Linked DNA regions of Mus musculus: region 2 is linked to region 1. Evidence: chromatin loops called from intact Hi-C (ENCODE). Cell type or tissue: left cerebral cortex. All regions are shown on one strand. Region 1 holds the start of Cdk6 (cyclin-dependent kinase 6). Region 2 holds the start of Fam133b (family with sequence similarity 133, member B).

The links. Hi-C counts contacts between places; a loop is a spot of excess contacts. Peaks named below come from ENCODE experiments on the same cell type or tissue, not always from the same donor. Only the 100,000 strongest peaks of a DNase experiment are listed, where the experiment ranks them.
Region 2: it touches region 1 in a loop (2.5-fold over the local background); 1 of 42 quality-filtered maps calls a loop at or near these places.

The regions. Positions count from the first base shown.
Region 1 is chr5:3,342,619-3,346,618 of GRCm38, forward strand. Cdk6 (cyclin-dependent kinase 6) reads left to right here and starts at 1,275. Exons shown (of 8, transcript NM_009873.3): 1 at 1,275-1,353; 2 at 1,501-1,981. The coding sequence starts at 1,749. Gm36470 (predicted gene, 36470) reads right to left here and starts at 941. Exons shown (of 4, transcript NR_168898.1): 1 at 680-941. In left cerebral cortex, a CTCF peak has its summit at 1,926 (motif pointing right); DNase peaks (open chromatin) are centred at 235, 506, 1,015, 1,259 and 2 more places; H3K4me3 peaks cover 2,346 bases; H3K27ac peaks cover 449 bases.
Region 2 is chr5:3,541,583-3,545,582 of GRCm38, forward strand. Fam133b (family with sequence similarity 133, member B) reads left to right here and starts at 2,251. Exons shown (of 11, transcript NM_001042501.1): 1 at 2,251-2,365. The coding sequence starts at 2,342. In left cerebral cortex, a CTCF peak has its summit at 2,189 (motif pointing right); DNase peaks (open chromatin) are centred at 2,210 and 2,472; H3K4me3 peaks cover 1,367 bases; H3K27ac peaks cover 714 bases.

The DNA of each region.
Region 1 (4,000 bases):
CTCCTGGAGCCTAGGCTGGACACCGGCAGAGGGGGAGGGCGGGCGCCAAGGCCGTTGCTCCCGCTACCTGTGTGGCCCTCGACCTGGCTCGGACCCCCGGGTGAGGGCTGGAGGGTCCTTTCCGCAGCTTTTTAGGAAAGCTCTCAAAGGAACGGGGAGTGGCCCTGCCTTGGCCGGGCGGTGCTATGCTGGCATCCAGTGGGGGTCGCTCCATGTGTTCTTTAATACCAGGCAGAAGAGCGTGGTGGTGGGGGGGATGGGTACGGGGCAGGTAAACGCATGCAGACCGTTCCGGACACGCGGCTGTGGTGGAACAAGGTCCAGCCCAGACTAAGGCCGCTGTGGGACGGGAAGGCTCACTCGGTCATCCCTAAACAACAGAACGGGGAGGGGGCGCCCGACCGCGCGCGTGGGACCTAGCCTCTGGCCTTTGGAGAACAGAGCGACTGTCTCAGCTACCGACATTCAGCCGCCCAGGATACCGGGCGGGGATTCGGAAGTCTCGACACAAGGGCAGCCCCTTCTCACACCGGGGAGACCTACGTTTACTGCCCCCTACCCCCACCGTCGTAAGGGCGGTTGCTTTTGCACGGCTTGAAAACTTAAGGACCAGTCCCGATTAGCTAGCAAAGTCCCGAAGTTACTTTTTCAGGACAGGACGAGTGAAAGTGTGACGTACCTTCCTTTCCCACATCCTTCGGATCTTTGTGTTTGTGTATGTGTGAGGTGGGGAGCACGACACTACTCCCCTTCCAGGACCCCTCGCTCTCCCACCTCTAGTAGCCCCAGCCCTCCCCTACCAGATGGTCTGTCCTCGCTGAGTTTCCACCAGGGAGGTCCTCCGAATCGGAGGCAGAATTTCGTCTCCCACTAAGCTTGCCATACCCCAAAGACCATTTGTGAGAGCGAGTCCCTTTCAAATGTCTCCCTGTAGAAAAACTGAAAGTAGAAAAGAAAGGAAGCAATTTCCGAGCAGATGTCTGACCACCCCTACTCGCATACTCGCAGCATCGGGTTACAGGGTTCTAGGAGCCCCAACCCCGTTCTGCGGCCCCACGTGGGTGAACCCCCGGTGCTTTTACGCCAGCTTCCGAACTCCCCCAGGTCGCCCCATACCCTGCACGACCAGGCCCCTGGAGTCAGGGAGGGCAGCGGAGAACAATAATATAGGTATAAATATTGAGCCGTGACATTGACGCGCCCGGCGCCTCCCCTCCCCCGCGCTCCGGGCACACTCTGGGCTGCTCGGCACGCCCCCTCTCGTCCCGCTGCGTCCCGCGCTGCGCTCATCCCCGAGGGGCCCCAGCAACCTCTCCTTCGTGAAGACTGCACGAGCCCTGCTGTGGAAGAAAAGTAACTTGGTTTTTCTCCGAGAAACCCGGCCCGATTAGGCAACCAGTGCGAGTAGAGGGAGGAGGAGAGGAGCTGGTGGAACCCTGTGGAAGTCTCCCGGGCAGTCTGATCACACTTTCTCCTTGTCCTCCGGTCTCCTCCTCCTAGGTGCAGAGATTGTGGGCAGACTATGTAATCGCTGCGGAGGGGGAAGAGGAGGGATCGGCGCTCTCCTGCGGCGGCGGCGCGGCGACTCGGCTAGGCGGAGTTTCGCAGCGGCTGCGCCCGGCTTGCACCCGCGGGCGAGAAGGTCGGTCCGTCTAGCCCGGCGGCCGCGAGTCCGACTCCCCGAGGCGTGTAAGGCAGCGAGTGAGCACCCCGGTTCCACTGTGCCGCACCCGCAGCCTGAAGCCAGCATGGAGAAGGACAGCCTGAGTCGCGCCGATCAGCAGTATGAGTGCGTGGCGGAGATCGGCGAAGGCGCCTATGGGAAGGTGTTCAAGGCCCGCGACCTGAAGAACGGCGGCCGCTTCGTGGCTCTGAAGCGCGTGCGAGTGCAGACCAGTGAGGAGGGCATGCCGCTCTCCACCATCCGCGAGGTGGCGGTGCTGAGGCACCTGGAGACCTTCGAGCACCCCAACGTGGTCAGGTGAGCCGGGAGCCCTGGCTATGGGGTCCGGGAAGGTGCTGGGCAAGGGGCGGCTGGTGGCCCAACTAAAGTTAAGAGTTGAGTTTCCCCAGATAAAACCGGTGACTCTGTTAGACAGGGCAGAAAAAGAGACCTGCGGTGGCTTCCGGGCAGCCAAGCTATTCTGAAGAGCTTTCGCTCTGCGTGCCCCAAGGGTTCCGGGGGGGCGTTGGGTGTCTTTTAGGGACAAAACCAGACAATCCCTCCAGCCCTTACTTAACTTTCCCCGTCGGTGGGGGGATTTTTGAGAGACAGAGTGAGATAGTTATCCAGCTTGCAGATAATTAGAAGGAAACTTTAAGGGTGGAGCATAATGTAAATAAAGTTTAAGAAATGTGTAAGAATGTGTTTGCCAATCAAACCCACAGTGGTGACTTTTTTTTTATAGTTGTAGAATGGTTTCTGATGGTCTTAGAAGTTCAGAAGTTTAGACTCTGACACCTAGTGTTAAACATTGTTTGAAAAATGTCTTTCAAGGCTGGGTACTGGGAACACTGAACCAGGAAGATCCAGAGTTCAAGACCCTCCTGAGCTACAAAAGACCCTGTCTGAGAAAAGAAAGGGAGGGAGAGTGGGTGGTAGGGTGGAGGGCGATTGCTTCTCAAAGGGTTTTCTGATTGTATCATTTAGTATCTGTGGACTGGTATGATCTGACTTAGAATGCCTCTCTCATTGGTTAGATGTGAGTCTGTGCTTTAGATTTTAAAGCCTCTGTTTTCCCTGGAAGAGTTGTGCAGGTGGGTGGGGGAGGCATTCCTAACCCAGTCTCCTGTGACTGAAGATAATGGTGTTTTCTCGAAGATGCTGGGATTTCCCCATTGTGCCTTTTCTCATTCTCTTTTTTTAAACAGATGCATAGCTGGAAGTTAAAAGGGAATGCACAGACTTTTCTACAAATTAGGTGATGAGTTAACATTCTCAGCTCTTCTTTTTAGAGGGATGATCTTGGCGTCTTCATCCTGTCTTCTCATTCCTGTAGGGATTCCTTACAACAAATATGTGCCTACTGTATGCCCTGGGATGAAGTTATGTAAATAAGAACAGCTAAATATTTTTGTAAAAGGCAAACAATGTAACATTAGTCATCAAAAAGGAGCGACCCGAGACTGACCTTTGAAATACCAAGCCCTCTAGGACTCAGAGTCTACAGAATCTTCCTGGGAGGTGGTTGTTAAAGGGCTTTTAACTCCTCTACTAGGCTGGGTGTTCGTTTTGTTTTTTGTTTTTTGTTTTTTTTTCTGTTTATTTATTTGTTTGTTTGTCTTTTGGTGGGGTTGGGTTTTTTGTTTTTGTTTTGTTTTTGTTTTTGTTTTTTGCTAGCACTTTGTTCCCAATATAATCAGACTCACAAGTGAATCATACTACATAAATAAGTAAAAAGCCAATGTAAATAAAGGGCCGCCATTATACCTATGCTTTAGTTGGGTGGCAGGGGTATGTGGGGTGCAACAGCAAAAGATAATGAGACGAGGGAGAATGAGTCTTCTAGAAAGTCAGGTTTTACTAAAAGTGGATTACTGTCTGTCTGTCTGTCTGTCTGTCTGTGTCTTGCACTTCAGAGAGGTCTGTGATCCTGAAAGTTGCCTGCTGGCTCAGAGTCATTCACTACCCTAGAGGATCACTATAGCTGTAGGAAAGGATGACTTTCAACATTAGAATTTAATATCAAATTTCGTTTGTCTGTTACCTGTGGGGTGTCCAGATAAAAGGTAATAATCATATATGTAAATAAAAAGTAGCATTCCTCCAAACAAACACCCTTGTATAACCAATCATTGAGTGCAGTTCAATACAAGTCCCTGTAACAGAAGAGTTTTGGCTAGCTCGCTCACCCTGTTCTCCTGTTTTATCCTCCTGTGACTGGTGTGTCTCTAGATGGTTTTTAGTTGATCCCACAGTGGGATTTTGAATTGTGAGTTCAGGAGCATCTGCTTATATGCAAAAAGAAGATGCGCTTTCTAAATTTATTTTACCTCGTTT
Region 2 (4,000 bases), 200 kb after region 1:
GGCTGACAACTGTCAGCATCGTCAGTGAGCCACAAAGAAAGAATAGGCTACTGCTCACAGACTCTCTGCATTGGGTACAAAGCAAAAGTAGTTAATCATCACCTTTAGTTGAAAGTAAGGGATAAGGAAGGAGAAACAGAAATAAAACCTTGAGGCCAAGTCCATGGTGGGCAGTGAAGCTGGTTCCCCAAGAACAATCAGCACTGAGTGGTACTAGAAGAACCACCATGGGTTATATTCAACACAGTTCGAGAACTGTCTTAGGGATTTACTGCTGTGAACAGACATCATGACCAAGGCAATTCTTATAAAGAACAACGTTTAATTGGGGTTGTCCATTATCATCATGGCAGGAAGCATGGTGACATACAGGCAGACATGGTGCTAGAGAAGCAACTGGGAGTTCTACATGTTGATCCACAGGCAGCAGAAGGAGAATTGTGTCACTGGCCATAGTGGAGTCGGAGACATCAAAGCCTGCCTCCATCGAGACACTTTCTCCAACAAGACCACACCCACTCCAGCGAGGCCACACCTTCTAATAGCACCACTCCCTATGGGCCTATGGAGACCAATTACATCCAAACTAATACAGGACCGTTTTAAGAAAGAAAGTGGAGATTGGAATATCTGTTGCAACAATAGAGGGTGAGAAAGGAGAGAGTCTCTGTCAGCGAGAAGAAGATTTTCTTTGAGGTACTGGATTCCATGCAGGGCCTCGCACATGCTAGGTAAATGCTGTATCACTGTCACTGGTGTTACTCGTAAACTTTTATTTCCCTAAATTAAATGTCATCTCTGAGGCTTACTGCCTCAGTCTGCTAACCTAGGCCTGGTCCTGGAAGCCTCTGTGCAATCTAATATAGGCCTAGAATGTTTTACAGGCTCTGATAAGTTACTGCTGAAAATATTCACCCTCTCTTGTTCTTTCTGAACTCTGACTGGCTGGTTCAATTCAGCTGTTCTGGCTCAAATTCCTCTCCAAGCTGACTGGTTCTAACTGGCTTCTCTCACTTTCTGACTGAATTGCTCTGATTGGCCCCGAGTTAACTCTGGCAACCTGTTCTAATCTTCTGGCTCCTTCTCACTCTCTGACTCATTCTGTCTTCACCCGTGTCTAGCTTGTTCTCTTTTCAACCCATCTCAGTAAAACTGCCTCTCTCCTCGCTTTCTCTCTGCACTGCTCTCCTAAGTGGCTTCACTGCCTCTCTCCTGACAGTTGGGCATATTCTATATAGTCTATTTTGTCAGGTTGTTCTCTGATTCATCACTTTGTCTGCCACTCAATTACACATAACTTTCAAATATGGGTGCTTCCTTCTACAAACTAACTTTACCTTCACTGTTTGGGATTAAAACTGTGTTCTAAGTGCTGAGTCATACCACAACTAGAAACAACTGTTTTTTAGTAAATAATACAATCTCAGGTTTCACAGTGTGATCACATATCCTGCAGCATATACCAGCCTTTTTCCCTTTGAATTTTACTTTACACAATGTCTAAGTTACCCAGATCAGACTTGGACTTACTTTGTTGCTCAAAATAGCCTCAAACTCATGATGTCTACCCACCCACCCCTCACCTCATATCCATGAGGTCTGGGGAAAGGCTAAAGGATTTTCTTCAGTATAATGAAAGTCCCATATTTCCATTTTCTAAAATTTCAGAAAGGATTCTGATCGATTTTATTCCTGATGCATTCATGTTGACATGAATCCATAAGTCACTTTTTCTAAGCCTGTGAATAGTCAGAGAATATGGTGTATTAATTAGTCTCTAGAGTCTAGACCACTTCTGAAGTTTAAGTCCAATCCAGATAATCCCATAGCACCAAAGCAGTAAAGTCTAACCTGTGTGTGTTTATCTCCCCCTATGAGTTAATAAACACACCCCTTAAAGATAAGGATTATGTCTTAACTATATTTGACTGGTCCCAGACTCATTTTTTTAAGTTTTATGACAATTTTTTCCATTAGACTTACTTTATGTGTTTGCCTACAGGTGTGCAGTGCGTGTGCCTGGTACCCACAAAGGTCAGAAGAGGGCATTGGATACCCAGGAACTGAGTTACCGATTTGACTACAGAGTGGGTCCTGCTCAGGAATGGTTAAGTGGGTCACAGGAATCCTGCTGCAGCTCCTGGGAACCGCAGGCGGTCGCTAGCGCCGGGCTGTCCTCCGCACCACCAGGGGGCGCCGTGGCGCATACGGTCTCCCCGGATTGGCGGGGCGCCGCTCTCTGGGCGGGGCATAGAGGTGGTAAGAGGACTCGCGGCGGGCCGCTTCGGCTTCTTCTCGGGCCTGCTCCCTCGGCGGCTTCCCGCGCCTTCAGCCGGCCACCATGGGGAAACGGGATAATCGCGTGGTGAGTATTCGGCGGGGAAAACGGAGCAGTGAGGCGGGGCCGGGCGGCAGGCGAACGAGCGGAAGCCGTCGCCCGTCGCGGCGGGGCTGGCGGCCGCGTCGCACTTGGGGCCCCGAGACCCCGCGCCGTGCGATGCGCGTGCGCCTTGCCGGTCCTCAGCGTCCTGCTCGGCCGACCCTGGGGCCTGTCGCCCCGCAGCGGTAAGGGCTGTGAGCCGGAGCCGCCGGTGCCGAGAGGCCCAGACCCAGCGCAGCGGGACCACGGGGATGGGGGTGGGGGACAGGGATGAGGGCTTTGGGGTACTCTAGACTCCAGTGCCCTCGGAAGTTAGTGACTTCTGAACCCAAGTTTCTACCTGTGGGAATGGGAGTCCTCCTTAGTCACCGCTTGACCACAAAGGCAACTGCCCAAGCGAACGCGAGTGGGTACCTAAAGAGCTGCCCGGGAAATGACAGTGTTCCCCGCTCTGTCTTAAAAACAACAACAACAACAAAACAAAAAACAACAACAACAACAACAAAAAACGTCCGTTTTAGTTTCTTGTGGTTCTGTCGTGGAAGCTCGGTGGCCACTAACCTTGCTCGCACTGTGCAGGAATGTACTTTCCTCCTGGCTTCAGGACGAGACCGTAGAATGAATGGAGTTGAGATGAATAGAATAGAATAGACCAGTTGAAATGGTCTATGTGTGTGGGCATCCAGAGTTCGACATAGTGCTTGGACTATTAATGTCCTCAGACACATCTCACCTGATTCCTGGAGATTTTTCTGTTTTGTTTTGTTGTTATTAATGATGCTATCGTTGTTTTAAAGATTATAGGCTTGCTTACAGACATTATTACAGTTTCTTACTGAAATCCAGACTTTCATTTTACTGGAAATTTTTATTTACACATTCCTTAAGGCATTTTCAAAACCTATGAAATTAGTCTCGTTTACTGGAGGGTGTTGACAGCTCTGTACTGTTCTGTTCTGTTGTCATCGCACAATATGTTCTAGTAGCATTTTGTTTGCACTTAAAAGATTCTAAGACTGAAAACATTACATCAAAAGGTGGGAGGTGTTGGAGATGTAATGGAGAACTAATACTTAGGGCAGGGTAAGGATGCTTAAACTGTGACCAGAACTTGTATCATTTGCTACTTGGTTCAGTCCTCATGGATCTTGATATCTCCCCCAGCCCCCCACACCACCACCAGCCCCAAAGTCTCACTTTTTAACAGGACTTTTAAACCACAGCTATCCTATACATCCTGGTCCCACACATAGACAGCTTCTCCATCATCAACATCCCCCACCGTAGAGATACAGGTGAACGTGCAGTTATCTTTCAGGAATCACATAATCCTATGATACTGTGCATAGTGTGTCTTTAGACACGTTACTAATGACATCAGCCACTATGATGCATTGCCACCACTTTGAAAGACTTTGCTTCAGTCACACCTGCTCCTCAATCCACCACAATCACTGTTCTCTTTACTAGCTCCATAGTTTTCCAGGACTAGAGTTTGAGTGTCTGCCTCTGAAAATACTACCTGTTCTGACGTTTGTTGTTGTTCTCCAGAAATTGAGAGGCAATCCAGTTCTTTTTCTTACATTGGTGATGCCCTCATGGTTTTAAAGATTATAGGAT